Regions from separate parts of the Homo sapiens genome. Here region 2 is linked to region 1. The links are chromatin loops, found by intact Hi-C in ENCODE. Cell type or tissue: heart left ventricle. All regions are shown on one strand.

The links. Hi-C counts contacts between places; a loop is a spot of excess contacts. Peaks named below come from ENCODE experiments on the same cell type or tissue, not always from the same donor. Only the 100,000 strongest peaks of a DNase experiment are listed, where the experiment ranks them.
Region 2: it touches region 1 in a loop (3-fold over the local background); 30 of 110 quality-filtered maps call a loop at or near these places.

What each region holds. Positions count from the first base shown.
Region 1 is chr17:50,557,710-50,565,709 of GRCh38, forward strand. CACNA1G (calcium voltage-gated channel subunit alpha1 G) reads left to right here and starts at 3,006. Exons shown (of 38, transcript NM_018896.5): 1 at 3,006-3,992. The coding sequence starts at 3,751. It overlaps CACNA1G-AS1 (CACNA1G antisense RNA 1), which reads right to left and starts at 4,399. Exons shown (of 2, transcript NR_038439.1): 1 at 4,219-4,399. RefSeq lists enhancers at 2,556-2,605, 3,965-4,554 and a silencer at 2,826-3,205. In heart left ventricle, a CTCF peak has its summit at 3,288; DNase peaks (open chromatin) are centred at 2,391, 2,952, 4,035 and 7,392; H3K4me3 peaks cover 3,125 bases; H3K27me3 peaks cover 6,275 bases.
Region 2 is chr17:50,599,970-50,607,969 of GRCh38, forward strand. CACNA1G (calcium voltage-gated channel subunit alpha1 G) reads left to right here. Exons shown (of 38, transcript NM_018896.5): 18 at 757-857; 19 at 1,082-1,205; 20 at 2,851-2,919; 21 at 3,046-3,230; 22 at 4,186-4,312; 23 at 5,929-6,054; 24 at 6,931-7,020; 25 at 7,858-8,000. Among named protein-coding and RNA genes, the nearest start is that of ABCC3, 31 kb to the right of the region's middle. In heart left ventricle, no CTCF peak of the experiment used is centred here; a DNase peak (open chromatin) is centred at 4,662; H3K27me3 peaks cover 247 bases.

The DNA of each region.
Region 1 (8,000 bases):
TCATTCTGAGCACCCCCCTTCCTTATCTGAAAGGTGGGGGGCCATCCACCCAGCTCTCAGGGCTGTTAAGGTGACTAAATGGGATAATGGTTGTATCATCCCTGAGCAAAGGGTATCACAGATGGGAAGATTATCTTAGCTCCGCAGGGAGCCAGATGGGCTGTGAGGGAGGGGTAAAGGCAGGGCTGGAGGGGGCTGGAGGGGCTGGCTGAGCAGGGTATATATGGGGGGGGTTCTTCCTCAAACCCAGAAAAACTCTTAGTTAGGCTTAGTGTCTTTGTTGAGAAACTGAGGCCCAAAGAAAGGAATTTCTTGTCCCTTTGTTTCCCTTTCCCTGCCTGAGGTCATTCATTCACCTAACAACTTTGTGCCCGACACTAGACAAGGCCCTAGTGAGCAAAATGAACATAGCCCCTCTGGGAACACAGAGCCTAGATAGGGAGATGATCATTTCATTACTGCAAACACAAACATATAATCCCAGCCTGGGCTAAGTGCTGTGAAGTTCCAGACTTGTGTCTGGCTCGGTGCTGTATCCTAAGCACCTTGGCACTTAAGTGGCATTGAAATACTTGCTGGAAAGAAGGCCACTCTGAGGAGGTGATGTCAGAGCTGAGGCTTGGAGGGCTGGAGTTAAATAAAGATGGTTTCAGGTCTTCTTTGCCTTCCCTGTAGGTTCTGCCTCTGCCTCCTCTCTGGCACTCAGGCTAAGGGTAAGCATCTCCGACTGGCCATCAGCCCCAACATGCCGAGTACAGGGATCAGATCCTGTCTTGCGTGGCCGGTCTCCCCTAGGTCCTGAACCCAGGGAAGTGCATGTGGATCTCAATTTATCTAGATGGTGCGTTTGTGCCTGCCCTCCTTTCGGGCATGTTCTAGAACAGAGTTCAGTCCAGAGCCCAGGGGTGGCCGGGATGATGGATGAGGGTGTGGGGCCTGCTGACCACCAGGGGACCTGATCATTGGGCTGGGCCAGCCTCTCTGTCCTCATTTTCCCCTCTGCAAAGAAGGGGTGTTGGGCGTCCCTACTTCTCGCGCCAGCCCCGGGGCCTCTATCCTGGCGGGAAGGGCAGGCCGACCCGGCAGACTGCGGCCTCTCGGGAGGGAAGAAGGTGTCAGACGCGCGGAGCAACCATAAATAGCCCCCCTTTCCCAGAAGACGGCACGGGGTTCAAGACTCAGGCGCCGCATACTCAGAATGAGAGCAGAGACTCCCGCCAGGAAAAAAAGGCACTTAGGGGATCTGCTCATTAGCATGAAATGCAAATGAGCCCGCCCGGCCTCATTTACACAACTCTGTGCATGGATTCGGCGAAAGGGCAACCAGGGAGACGACGGCGCAGCAGCCACTCTGCCACTTCCCCCATCCCCTCCCCCCATCGGCCGGGGCGGGAACTGAGACGACCCCAACCCTCTGCGGTGGCGGGAGGTGCGCGGGGGCTGCGTGGGTGGTGCAGCCTTAGGAGAGTGAACAACGCCCAGGGGTGATGGCCTCAGCAAAGTGAGGGGTGGTGATGGAGGTCATCCGACCCATCCCGCCGCCTCTCCGCAGTGGCGCAAGCGCCCCAAAATCTCCGGAGAGGGAACTGACTGACCCACTAGGTTCCGCCGTGTCTACCTCTCGCAGATGTTGGGGAAGTGCTTCCCGGCGTCTAATCCTCGCTGTTCCCCCCTCCACCGGCGCCCAGCACACCCGCGGCGCTCCGCTCCCGGGTACCCACAGCTTTCTGGAGTGGCGCCGGCGGCAGGAGAGAGCTAGAGCCGACTGAGCCCCAGAACTCGGGGAGGTAGGCGGGGCAAGGGCCGGGGTCTGCGCGTGCGTGTGCACGCGTGGAAAGCACAAACCCACGAGGGCCCGCTGCCGGTAGGGTTAAGGTGAGTGAGTGAAGGCGGCAGACCCGCGAAGTTCCAGTTCCGCGGACACTCTTTCCCTAAGCCACATAGGGACTTAAGAGAAACTGAGGCACGAAGTTGGGGGGTGGCGGTGGTGGGGACTTTGAAGGTCGAGTCGATAAAGCCCAGCTCTGTGCTTCCGCCCCCTCCCACACACTCGAGACCCCCACAGGTTCCTTCTTAGGGGTCCTCGCTCTGCTCCGCAGCCCCTCCTGGGGATCCGGGCTCTGCGGTCCAGCGCGACCTGCCTGGGGCCACGTGTTCAAGCACGAAGCCCCTGCGTGGAGTCCACGCCCTTCAAAAGGTCCCTAGGGGCAAAGGGATGAAGCCCAGGAGCGTCAATGTGAGGTCAGGTCCAGCGGGTTAGGGTTACGAGGTCAGGGTCGAAGTCTCAGAATTGACTCGGGAGTATGACCAATAAGCCCAAGAGATTTGTGGAGGCCACGCCCAGACCATGCCTACCCTAGCCTTTCTCGAGCTCCGCCCGTTTCTCCAAGACTGGGCCCCTCCAGCCTGAAGCCCCACCCCCAGGACATCCAGCTCCGCTCCTTCCCTCCCCCAGTCCCGCAGCCAAGCTCAACTCCAGGGTGGGAGATTAACCAGGTGGAGACCTGGGATTTCGCTCTGGGACCCCCTGGTGACAACCCTCACCCCCGTGCCGCCTGTCTCCTTTCTTCCCCAGGCCCGCCCAGAGCTGAGCTCCGTCCTCCGGCTGCTGCCCAAATCAGGGGTCGTGGACAAAGGATGCCTGGGGCCTGCGGCCCTACGCCAGGACCCCGCGCCGAATACTCTGATTCTTCGGGCTCCCTCCAAGGGAGTCCCAAAGACCCCAATGGCCAATAGGAAAGTGGGTTCGGTCTGGGCAGCAGTCTGATTGGCTCCAGCCTTCGGGAGCGGACCCAGGGGCAAGGGGAGGGGAGAGGGGCGGTCCTGGGTTTTGGGGTGGGAATCGGATTCCAGCTGTGGTTCTCTCCCTGCGCTCCCGCCCGCACTGCCACGGCGGACGGCCAATGGGCGCGCGGCTCGGGGCCGGCGGCGTCCGGCGATTGGCTGCGGGGCTGTCTGGGGGCGGGGCCGAGGCTTGAAGTTGAAGTGAGGGATCCAGCTGTGGTGTGCGCGGGGCTCCTCGCCGCCGCTTTCGCTCGCTCGCTCCGCGTCTCGGCCGGAGGAGGAGGCTGTGGCGCCGGCGACAGCTACGGCAGCGGCAGCCACCGCGGCGGCTGCGGCGGCGGCATCTCCGCCTCCACTCCCGCCCGGGACTGCCCCCCACTGTCTCCCCGCCCCTCCCGGACAGTGAGCCCGCGGCGGGGCGGGGGAAGGAGCCGCCCCCACCCCCTCCAAGCCCACCCCTAAAGAGATCCCTCCTCCCCTCCCCCGCCGCCTGGCGCGGAGCCGGGACGATGCTGACCCCTTAGATCCGGCTCCAGCTGCGCCGCGGGAAGAGGGGGCGCCCCTCCCCGGACCCCCGCCCTCCGCCGCTGCCCCCCTTTTCGTTCGCCCTCTCGGGGCGGCTTCGCCGAAGGTAGCGCCGAATCCGGCAACCGGAGCCTGGGCGCGAAGCGAAGAAGCCGGAACAAAGTGAGGGGGAGCCGGCCGGCTGGCCCGGGAAGCCCCAGGGGCGCAGGGGAAGCGGGACTCGCGCCGGGCGGGGTTTCCCTGCGCCCCGGCGCCCCGCGGGCAGCATGCCCCTGCGGGCAGGGGGAGCTGGGCTGAACTGGCCCTCCCGGGGGCTCAGCTTGCGCCCTAGAGCCCACCAGATGTGCCCCCGCCGGGGCCCCCGGGTTGCGTGAGGACACCTCCTCTGAGGGGCGCCGCTTGCCCCTCTCCGGATCGCCCGGGGCCCCGGCTGGCCAGAGGATGGACGAGGAGGAGGATGGAGCGGGCGCCGAGGAGTCGGGACAGCCCCGGAGCTTCATGCGGCTCAACGACCTGTCGGGGGCCGGGGGCCGGCCGGGGCCGGGGTCAGCAGAAAAGGACCCGGGCAGCGCGGACTCCGAGGCGGAGGGGCTGCCGTACCCGGCGCTGGCCCCGGTGGTTTTCTTCTACTTGAGCCAGGACAGCCGCCCGCGGAGCTGGTGTCTCCGCACGGTCTGTAACCCATATCCTTCGGGGCACGACGGCCAGGCGCGGGGTCAGAAGGGGGACGGGCCGCACCGCCGGGGGTCGGGGGGGAAGAAGACCCACCGCCAGGTGAGTCGAAGTGAGCCCGGAGGGTAGGCGGATGGGGGGGGGGCTGCCAGGGAGGGGAGGGGGCACCAGAGTGGGAGCGGAGACGCGAGCAGGTCTCGTCGGTAACCCGGGCTTACCCCACCTGCGTACACACACCTCAGTCTTCCTGGGTTGGGGGGGTGGGGATCCAGGCCAGGAGAAGAGAGCTGTGCCCCGCTGGCTCGCAGCTGGACGCCCTCCAGATGTGGTCAGGGGAGGGTCGTCATCCTCCAGATGTGGGAAGCTTCGGGAGCCTGGGAGCTGTACTCTGCCCGCGCCGGTTAGCGAGCTGGGTTTGGTTTCCGAGTTTGGTGGGGGGTGGGTGGGGGCGGTGGGGAGGAAGCTGCGGGGACGGAGGAGGGGGGACCGCAATCTCCTGGGTTTCCCTCCTTCCCCCGCCCCAAAGTTTGCGGCGGATTCTAGGGTCTGATCCCCCAACCTGGTCCTTGAGGCTGAGGTTTTTACTGACCTAGAAGGAGATGTTGGGGGGCGGGGACCAGGTCCTGGCCCACCTCACCCCCCACCTCGCGGGTTGGAGGCACAACAAGGAGATTCCGGCGGCGGCTGATGTCAGGGGCGCAGAATGAGAACAAGATGTGGTGGAGGGGAGCTGTCTGCCCCCGGAGCTGGGAGTGGAGCCCCTTTCCGCTAGAGCCCAGTGCCGCGGGTGCCTCCTACCCGATCTCCATTCGATGCAGGGTGCTTAAGATTGGGTTGGGGAGTTTTATGCTGGATTTTTCTTGTGGAGGGAAAGACTGTGTCAAGAGCTTTTTTAGCAAGTGGGGGATGGGGTTAAGCTGGTCCAGGTTACTCCTCCCCTTTCACAAATAAAGAGTGCTCCTGCAGACCAGGTATGGGGGACTGCAGGCCCGCGAAAGTCTTGAGGGGACAGTAATACTGTCAGTGTGTTCACTAAGGAGGACTCGGGTCCACCACCCCAGCGTAGACTCCGCAGATAGGTTTGGGGAATGCAAGCCCCACATTCCAGGGAGATGGATTTAGCACTGCTCCCTGTCTGCCCAGGCTGGAGTGGTAGGGGAGACCCCAGCCCAGTCAGACCCTAGCTCAAAGCGCCACTTGACAGACGCCTGGCCCCAAGCTCCCTGGCGGGTCCTGCCACCGGGGGAAGGAAAGGTGGAGGGGAGGTGTTGCTGCCATCTCAGGTCTGGACAGCTTCTCTGGGCTCCTTCCTTCCAGCTCAGAGGTTCTTATAGACCCAGGGTGGGAGACCCCAGGTCTCCCTTGTAGCCCCTGTGAGCCTAGCAGGGACTCTGCTTTGGGGAAGGGGGGTGGAAGGTTGGTGCCGCCCTCACTCTCTGCAGCTCTGCTGCCTCTAGTGCGCAAAGCAGGGATGAGCTTGTGGCCCCCCCACCCCCATCCTCTACACCTTGTGGGTCTTTAGGAAGCTCCCCTCATCACATCCTCTTCTCATCCACTGCCCCTTCTTCCTTTCTCTCTGAGCTGCAGAAAGAGAGGTGCAGGCCTCAGAGGTCTGTGTTCTTGCTGAATAGGCACAATCTTGAGGTTTGAGCCCCCAGCCCCAGGCCCCTTTCTCCCAGGCAGGGATGGAGATGGAGAACTGATATGGCTGGAAAGGATGGGTTCCGAGCAACTCTCCTCTCTGCCCCTAATCATTTACCCCTTCCACGAATGGGAAAAAGCATCAACCTCTATGTCCTCCTTCTCAAGGGTCCCAGGGGAGGTAGAGAGAGCTCTTCTCTCCCCTCTCCCTGAAAACAGACCTCTAGGCTAGCATCTCTTCTCGCCTGCCCTATCTCCAGGTGCTAGTGGAGGGTCTGGAGGCAGACTCCTTCACTGAGTGGTCTGGACGGGGGCAAGTGTTGAGGCCTGGCATGGGGGAGGAGAGGTGGGAGGACAGCACTCACCTTGGGAGTTGGGGAGCAGCTTCCCCCAGGGGAGTGGTAGTTGGGTGTGTGGCATCAGCATTACTAGGTCTGGAGAAGCCTGGGTTGGCTGAGGATGGGTTGAGAACAATTTTTTGGCAGGGGACTGCCTAAGCTGTGCCCCTCACCACTGCCATCCTACCCAAGTACCAAGAGACACCTGTATTTTTGCTGCCAGAGGGGCTCTGAACTGCCTCCAGGGCCTCCCTCTTTCTCTTTGTGGTATCTGTGACTCCCCACAGGCTTCAGGAGGGTCCCTGTACGCCTCTGAGCCGGAGGGACATAAGGACACTCCCCTCCACCCCCAACTAACTGAAGCTAGTTAGGCTTTTCTTGGTACATTCTGCTTCTTGGCCTCTCCTTTTTAAGGGACCAGGTTTCCTAGAGAGGAGATCTAGACCCAGGTAGGAAGTGTGTGTGTGTGTGTGTGTGTGTGTGTGTGTGTGTGTTGCAAGGGAGGACAGCAAAAGGCTCAGAAGTGCAAGCTTTGGTGTGGAGAGCAGGGGTACTGGCAGACAGTCACCCCTGCCTCAGATCAGAGGGGAGCATGCTGGCCTTTCCAGTATGTGTTCCTGCAAGTGTGAGGGAGCGCGCTCCCCTCTCGGGGAGGAGTTCCTCCGCATTCCCTCTCTGGCTGTTGTGTCACATCTGGAAGTTTGTGTAGGAGTTTCTCCAAGCTCAGAGCCCAGCACAGCTTTTTCTCATTTGGAAATCACAGGCTGGCATTTGGGATGCCGAGAGAGGGGGAGTGGGAGGGGGGCCAGAGGGGGAGAGGGGAGCCTGCCAGGAGTCGGGGGAGGAGAGGGGGGGGAGGCCTGAACGGCAGGAGCCCTAATGGCTTCCAGAAGTGAGTGTGAGTGAGTGACTGTGCGTCACTCTGTGTGTCTGAGTGTGTCCCTCTAGAGGGGTGGGGGCACAGGAGTTTCTGGAGCCTTCCTTGCCACACTGTCCCAATGCCCCAAGTCTGCCTATTTCTCTTACCTAGGGAGAATTCTCCATTTCTGTCCTCAGAGGAAATGGTGGGGGGAGTGTTCTTCCTGTCTCTTCATCAATTCCCTCCTCCAATTTAATTTCCAAACCCTAAGCTCACCAGAGGAGATTCTGGGGAGAAGGGCTGGGGCTGGAGAATTGAATGGGATTGAGGGGGGGCCAGATCACCCCTTGGCATGCTTTCTGCCCCAGGCCCACTTTCCTTCTGGGTCACACACACATTCCTTCCCACCCGCTCTGCTCCACCGCTCTGCTGGGGGACTCCCCATCACCCGTAGTGCCAGTTGGAGCCATTCCTGGGATTACCCCCACCACACAGCCCCCCCCACCCTCGCCTGCTCCCGCCCAGCACTCACCCCGCCCTGCCTGCCTCAGCCAGGATGGCGACAGACACAACTGCTCACACGCAGACATGCGCACGCGCGCGCACACACACACGCGCACACACACACACAGAGTCACAGACGTTTGAATCAGATTTCTGGCCTATTTCCCCTTCCAAAGATTCCAGCGGGCCGTCTCTCTTGTGTCTCTGTGTCTCATGTCTCTGTCTCTGGGTGGAGCCGGCTGCCTTTCTGTGAGCTTCAGTTTTCAATTCAGCTGGAAGCCTCTCTCCCCCTACACCCACGCACTGAAGCGTGGTGAGGGGGGAACCACAGGGAAATAGGCTTGTGGGGTGGGGCGGGGGGTTCTGCTGGGGGAATCCCCCTTTGAGCTTTGGAGCAGGGCGGAGCCCCTACATCCCATGTTACCCTAGGGGTTGCCGAATCCGATAGACACCAGGAGCCTCTCTGTGGGATGGGTGAGGCAAGGACCTATCCCCCTACCTCCTCATTTACTAGAAGGCCAGGACTCCTGGGTCCAGGCCCATTTTCTCCTCAACGTTCCTTAGTCTCACATTTCCAGGCTCCTAGGTGGGAATGGGGCCGCTGGAGGGCCTGCTTGCCTTCTCAGCCCATGCCCAGAGCCCCTGTGCCCCTAGAGGTGTCCCAGCCACCCCCCTCC
Region 2 (8,000 bases), 42 kb after region 1:
AAGGGGCACCTAGAAACCGAGCTCCAAACAATCCCTTTTCTCCCTCTGCCCGCCTTGCCAAGCCCCAGATCCTTGTCATGCCTATGCCTGGGGCTGCGGCTCTGCCACCCTTGGTGGATATGAATGATTTTGGACAGATGTGTATGAATCTTTCATGGCCCTCCCCCTGTGACTCAGAAAGACCCATCACTCATCTCTCCAAACTGATGCCCCGCATCCCCCTTTCTCGTCTCAACCTCATCACAAGCCATGACTTCCCACTCTATCCATACCCATGTGCCCCTGCCCCAGCCCCTCATCACCACCATTCCCCCTGGGGATGGGGTGCAGTGACCTCAGGGTTAGCATGTGAAGAGCAGGGCCAGTGTCTCCTCAGCTGAGGTGTGTCTCTGAACAGACAGCTGTGTGGGGCCAGTGTTTGATAACTGATGCTGCTTCCCAGCTCAGCAGGGAGGACAGGCAGGGGGCTGGGCTGGAGGCAGGGGTGGGGAGAGGGGAGAGCGGGGTTGGGGATGCAGGGGAGGAGAGGGAGGAGGTGGAGAGGCAAGGGGTCCTCAGGGATGGGGAGGGGGCCTGGCAAGGTTGACAGGGAGATGAGGAGGTGGCTTTAGGAATAAAGGAAGAGAGGCAGGGCAGAGCTTGGGCCCCAGGTGGGAGAGGGTAGACAAGGAGTGAGGCTCGTGACTCTGCTGAGGAGCCAGGAGCCGGGGAACCTGGAGGCCTGGTCCTGCTCATACTCCAGTGTTTGTTCTGCAGAGCAAAGGGGAACGGGTCCGCGCGTGGATCCGAGCCCGACTCCCTGCCTGCTGCCTCGAGCGAGACTCCTGGTCAGCCTACATCTTCCCTCCTCAGTCCAGGTAAGTGACAGGGCAGGGGTCTGACCTGTGTCCCGACCTCTTCTTCTCACGGGAAATTACCGCTGGTGATGCTGTCAGGGATTTGAGAAGTGGCACCCTGCCTGGGGTGTGAGCAGGGTGGCCTCAGCTGGGAGGGCACTGGAGGGGCAGGGGCTGCGGGCGGTGCCTCTCGTTGCCACCTGCCCTGCCTCCCCCTCTCAGCCGTTGCCTCCATGCCTGGGCAGGTTCCGCCTCCTGTGTCACCGGATCATCACCCACAAGATGTTCGACCACGTGGTCCTTGTCATCATCTTCCTTAACTGCATCACCATCGCCATGGAGCGCCCCAAAATTGACCCCCACAGCGCTGTGAGTCACCAGCCCCGCTCAGGGCAAGGCCTCTCCTGGGGTTTGCACTCAGGACCAGTGAGGGAGGCAAGGAGGCCACAGTTGCTGACCTGCAAGTCACACAGCAGGGAACGAGGGGGCCAGGACTCTCCTTTAGGTCTCTCACCAGATCCTGGTCCCCGGGATGCCCCCTGTGTCCTCTCCTGCCTCAGTTTCCCTTCTATGATACATCAGCCCAGCTGGGTGCTTTGTCTCATTCCAGGCTATTTCTCATGAGCCAGAGCCTTGTGGGGCACACGCGTGAGTCGGGGAGTGCTGGGGCGGTGCAGGGGCTGTGTGCAGATGGGGAGGCATCTTGCCCAGTCTGCCTCAGGGCCTCGGGGGCATGCAGAGTGGCCATGGAAGCCGTTCTTTGCTCCTGGTCATCCTTCCAGGTCAAAACCAAGTAGATTTTCAGGGGCCATAGTGGGGACATGGGTCACTTCTGCTTGGCTGCGAACCTGTCAGTCCTTCTCAGAAGGAGAGCCAGAGGCCCTGGACATACCGCCCCAGGGTCGAACCCCTTCAGGGTGGGCCCAGCTCACCCTGGGAGCTGTCTCTTCCTAGCCTGGCATTATAGCCCTTCGCTGTCGGCAGCAATTCTGGTTCCAGAAGGATGGGTGGGGGGTGGTTGTGTTTCCGCTCACGGCATCCTGCACCACTTGCTTAGAGGTGGCCAGGGTTTGCCTCTCATCCCTCTTTGCCATCTCCCACACCATTGTTTAGATTTCAGCGCTGCTGGGGCTTCTGTTTTCTATTAGGGTCGGGGTGGAGGGAGCCTGAGGAATGGCGGGAGCAGCCCAAGACTAGGCGGGTGAGAGAGCACCCGCACTGGGGACCTCACACCCGGAGTCACAGGGTAAGGCAGGGGCGCTGGCTGCACTCCAGCCTTGGCTGCCTCCCGCCTGAGGCCCTGCTGTAGAGCTCTCTGTCACCATGTCACTGTCTCCACGTCTCTCTCACCATCTTCCCACTCAGCTTCTCCATCTCCAGCTCTGTCACTGTACCTGCTCCTCTCCTTCCCTCCTCTCTGTGCTCACACCCTGCCCGCCACCTCTCTAGAGATCTGCGCCTGCCTCCTGGCCACCCAGGGAGGGACTCAGTCCACAGATGCCAGGGAACTAGATGGCCTTCCTCCCTGCCCTGCCCCAGCCTGTGCCTGGGGGTGCAGAGTCTGTGTCAGGACCCCAGCTTCCACTGCTGCTCCATTTCTGGGGTGCACAGCAGGAAAGCAAGTGAAGAGGGTGGGATGGCAGGCAAGGGTCAGAGATCAAGTGAGATCCTGCCCCAGTTTTTAAAAGGAACCAGGGAATAGGGCTTAGGACGTGGGACGCAGATCACAGCACTGCAGTGCAGATCCTCTCCCCCTTGGGCTAAGTGGCTGTGGGGGCGGGGAGCTCTGGTCACAGACAGGGGTGTGACTGTCCACAGAGCTGCAGGGGAGTCAGGGGGCCTGGCACTGGCTCTGTGCGTGTATGAGAGGGGCGTGATCTACATTGTTGTGGAGGGTGGGGGTCGTTTTCTGAGTCAAATGTTAGAAGCAGGTTTTGACTTGTGTATGCAGAGCAGACCTGGCCCAAGGGTGGGGGCTTCCTGGCGGGCAACCCCTGCCTCCCCTCTCTTGCAGGAACGCATCTTCCTGACCCTCTCCAATTACATCTTCACCGCAGTCTTTCTGGCTGAAATGACAGTGAAGGTGATGGGGGCTGGTGTTGGCTTGGGACCTCTGGTTCCTGGTGGGGGTGGAGACAGCTTGGGCTGAGGGTGGGAGGGTTGGCTGCAGCGCAGGGAGGGCGGCCGATGACGTGGCGGTGGTCCCCAGGTGGTGGCACTGGGCTGGTGCTTCGGGGAGCAGGCGTACCTGCGGAGCAGTTGGAACGTGCTGGACGGGCTGTTGGTGCTCATCTCCGTCATCGACATTCTGGTGTCCATGGTCTCTGACAGCGGCACCAAGATCCTGGGCATGCTGAGGGTGCTGCGGCTGCTGCGGACCCTGCGCCCGCTCAGGTGACTCCCTCCCCAGCACTGGAACACCTCCAAGAGGTGGCCCCCTCCGCAGGGACATCTCCCACCGCCAGCACTCCCTGCCACGAAACAAAAGCCTGCACAGGCCAGCATCCTGTCTGTGACCCCCACAGGCGATCCTGTCCCCGCCCCAGACAACACTCAGATTACGGCCGCAGTAATTTCCCTCCAGGTGCACACCTGCTTTCCTCCTCTTCAACATGACATATTCCTCAGGGCCGCTGCACCATGTGATGTAAGGTGACTGCAGCCCTGTGCAGCACACAGCACAAGGGGCCACGAGCAGGACTCTCACAGTCTTCAGCTGCGGCTCTCCCTTGTGTGGCCTCTAGGGGTGACACTCAGCCCCTCCCCGTGAGGTGACAGGCTCCTCTTGCTGGCTTTCCCCATCTTCAGGCGCCTGCCAGTGACCACCCCCCGGTGACATTTCTCCTGACCAGGGATCCACCCTCTCAGGAATCCCTTTCCAATCAGCCAGTCACCACCCCCAACTCAGATTTTTTTTTTTTAATAGGGATGATGTGGACTAATGGCGATGCTTCCCTGACTGTGATAGTCCATCTCCCTCTGCCCCTTCCCCTCTCTGCCTGCTCCCCTACAAGTTTATCTCCTGGTGCCCCCAACCCACAATACACTGCATCTCTAGGGAACGCCTCACTTGAGTTGAATCCTCCCCACTCCCAACCCAAACAGGTCGTACATTTGACATCCTGGGATGGAGGTGGAGATGTGGGGCATGGGGATCTCTGCCACTTGTTTTGAGAGATTACAATAGGGGTCCTGATGGCAGGGGTCCCATGAAAAGAGGACTTGTGTTCTGCCACCAGAGGCCAGGAAGGGACCAGTGGTCAAGGTTGGGGGTGGGGAGCAGGGTCAAGGGACAAGGGAGGGTCTGGGCTGGGGGAAGCCTTATCACCTCCCTCCCTCCCCTCCCCAGGGTGATCAGCCGGGCGCAGGGGCTGAAGCTGGTGGTGGAGACGCTGATGTCCTCACTGAAACCCATCGGCAACATTGTAGTCATCTGCTGTGCCTTCTTCATCATTTTCGGCATCTTGGGGGTGCAGGTGTGTGGGGTTCTGGGGGCCAGCTGTGGGTGAAAGCCTGAAGAGGGCCCTTCCCCTTGGCCCCTGGGTCCTATGGCTCAAGCTGCTGTTGCTGCCTTCATTCCAGAAAGGAATAAGCAGGGACGCTTCCCTCCAGGCTCTAGGCCCTTTTACCTCCTGGGCATTTCAAAGAAAAGTGGGAGCCTAGAGGAAGGCCCCAAGGAGGACCGGGGCTGCCGAGAGGCTTCAGGCCATGGGAGCCGCAGGCTGCTGTTCCTGCCCTCTGCACGCACTCCCTGAGCACAGACGCTGGCCCGCGGTCTACTCCGGGATCCCCTCCCTTCCTTCCCGGCTCGAGCACAGTGGGCTGCAGGCCAGGTCTGGGGATCCAGGGCCCAGACAGCTGGGCCAGGTTAGCAGCGTGCTGGCAGGCAGGCGGGTGCAGACCCCAGACGAGGCAGGAAGTGGGGGCTGCTGGGGAAACTTGGCCTTGGGCCCAGGGAGGAGACTTGGCTTTGGAAGAGAAAGAGCCAGAGCTGCCTGCAGGATTCAGCAGACGCCTCAGGGGGCCGGGGAGCCCCTCCATCATAGTCTTCCAGGGCCCTTGGCTCCAGCTGTTTCAGCTGCAGGGTAGACAGCTGGCTGTTCAGGCAGCGTGGGAGCCCCTGGGTGGCTACACCCTCCCCTCCCCGCCCCTCGTTCCCTTGGCTTCCTGGGATGTCCACTCTGCCCTGGGTTGGGGGCTGTTCCCTGACTTCCTAGAAATTCTCTAGCCCTAGGGAACAGGCTGGGGTGCATTTACCAAAGCTGTGTGGTGCCTCTCTGTACACCCTCCCCACTCCCACCCAGTGCCCTTCCCCTTCCTCACTTCCCAGCCTCCTTGGGTCAGTAGAGTGAAGCATTGTTGAGCCCAGTCCTTCCGGTGGATTTAGGTCTGTTTTGAGCAGTTTGCTCAGGCCCCCTGGTCCTGCCTTCCGTTTTTCACTAGTGGTCATAGCCTGGTTTATAATGGAATGAGGGTGAGCTTTCCAATCAGACAGACCTGGGTTCGAGCTCCCTTTCTGCTACCTGCTGGCTATGGGACCTTAGTGAGTGGATTAACTTCTCTGAGCCTCCGTTGTTCTTATCTGTAAAGTGGGGTTGATGATACCCACTCCCCCACCCAGAGCTGCTGTGAGAATTAAATGCCCAGCTCAGTGGTTCTCAAACTTGAGTTTGCGTCAGAATCACCAGAACGGCTTGTTAAAAGATCGCTGCTCCCCCACCTCAGAGTGTATGATTCAGCAGATCTGGGCTGGACCTGAGAAGATGTGTTTCTAGCATGTTCCCAGATGATGCTGGGGACTCCCACTTGGCACACGCCTGGCCTAACCGTTGGTGGAAGATGAATGACTGTTACCCGCCTCCACCCTTTCCCACTGCCCGCCCCGATTACCTTTCCTCCCCACTCTTGGAAAGGAAGGGGGTGTCGGCAGGGGAGACTCTTGTCAGTGTTTCCCTGACTTGACTGGCCCCAGAGCAGAGCACCCCACACTCACTCAAAATGTGCCCAGGCTGGCGTGGGGGTGGGGCTCAGGAGTCCTGGGCTTCCTGTGGTCACAGCTCACTTTTCTCTGTCTCTGGGAATGTGTGTCCAGCTCTTCAAAGGGAAGTTTTTCGTGTGCCAGGGCGAGGATACCAGGAACATCACCAATAAATCGGACTGTGCCGAGGCCAGTTACCGGTGGGTCCGGCACAAGTACAACTTTGACAACCTTGGCCAGGTGAGCCCCAGGCTCAGAGGTGGGGCTGTGGTGAAGGAGGCTGGAGGGGGCACAGGGCCATGCTTAGTGATACCTGCTGACTCCGGTGGAGGTGGGCTCCACGAAGAGATCAGCCCTTCACACCCTCTGCTGTCTAACCACCAGCATGTCGCAAAGCCCAGTCCATCCCACAGTGCCCCAAAAAGTGGGCCCATGGGGTCTCTAGCCGTCCTTAAAGATGAAGAAACAGAGGCTCAGAGAGGGTAAGGGGCTTGCCCAGGGCCACAGAGCTACATGGTGGAGCAGGAAGCACACGTGGCAGTGGGGGCAGGCAGCCCTGGATGTGAATCCTGTGCAAATCCTGACCCCACCATTGTCAGCTCAATGACCTGGAGCAGCTGACTTACCAGGGCCTCAGTTTCATTAACTGGTGAATGGAGTCATAATAGAATCTCCTCGGAGGTCACAATAAGGATGCAATGAGATGATGTGTATATTTCTTTAACATGGTGGAAGGGACGGATATATTGTCAAGATAATTCCTTTCCTCACTCCATATTTGCAGAAACAGAAATGCAGAAAATGAAATTGCTCGCTCAGTTTTGATTCCCAGACCCACTCTGGTTTTGGTTTCTGGATTTCCAGGGTTTTTGTGTCCCTTCTCCTACCTGGCGGAGGGCAGAGGGTGTGACCATCTCTCAGGGCCCCTCCAGCTGCAGCTCAGTTATGGAACCCTGAGAGGGAGGGCTCTCCTGGAGCCTGGAGTGTGACTCCAGCTTGACCCCTCAAGGGCTGGGGTACTTGGAGCTGATGCAGGAGGCACTTTGGGGGCAGGTGATAGGTGATTCAGCCACACATCCTAGACTTCAAATGTCTCCTTCTCCTCCTCCCCATCAGGCCCTGATGTCCCTGTTCGTTTTGGCCTCCAAGGATGGTTGGGTGGACATCATGTACGATGGGCTGGATGCTGTGGGCGTGGACCAGCAGGTAGGGCTGAGGTGGGCAGGATCCATCTGTGGGCTCAGGTCACTCAGCATGGGCTGATTCCAGGACAGAAAGAGCAAGGCAGGGTGGCAAAATGCCATGAAAGAAGCATCATATTTTACAGCAGAGGCTGTTGCTGGTAGCCTGTGGGCCAAATCTGGGCATGTTTTATTGGTCTACAACATGTTTAACATGTTTTGAATTAGTGATGAATATTTTTAAACTGGTGAATTTGGGCTGTGTGCAGTGGCTCACACCTGTAATGCCAGTGCATTGGGAGGCCTAGGCAAGAGGATCACTTGAGGCCAGGAGTTGGAGACCAGCCTGGGCATCATAGCAAGACCCCCAGCTCTACAAAAAATAAAAACAATTAGCCGGGTGTGGTGGTATCATCTGGAGTCCCAGCTGAGGTGGGAGGATCTCTTGAGCCCAGGAGTTTGAGGCTGCAATAAGCTGTGATCGCACCACTGCACTCCAGCCTAAGCAATAGAACAAGACCCTGTCTCTAAAAAAAGAAAAAATAATGGTGAGTTTTACACAGAAATTCAGATTTGTGTCTACTCAGGAAAAGTCTGAAGATCTGGGAAGACTGGGCTTGCATTCCCTCAAGGCAGGAGTCAGCCAGAACAAAGAGGCAGTTTTGGATGGAGAATCTACTCTCCCCTTTACCACAGTCCCCGCCCCTCCCTACTGCTTCACATCAAACCCACACCATTCATTTCCATCGCCTGTCAGGCGGCTGTAGCTATTTGGGTTCGCAGGAACCCAGGCTGTGGGCAGCTCCTAAGACAGCTTGCCCTCGGGCTGATGCCTCCGCCTGTCCTTCCTGCTCCCCGCCAGCCCATCATGAACCACAACCCCTGGATGCTGCTGTACTTCATCTCGTTCCTGCTCATTGTGGCCTTCTTTGTCCTGAACATGTTTGTGGGTGTGGTGGTGGAGAACTTCCACAAGTGTCGGCAGCACCAGGAGGAAGAGGAGGC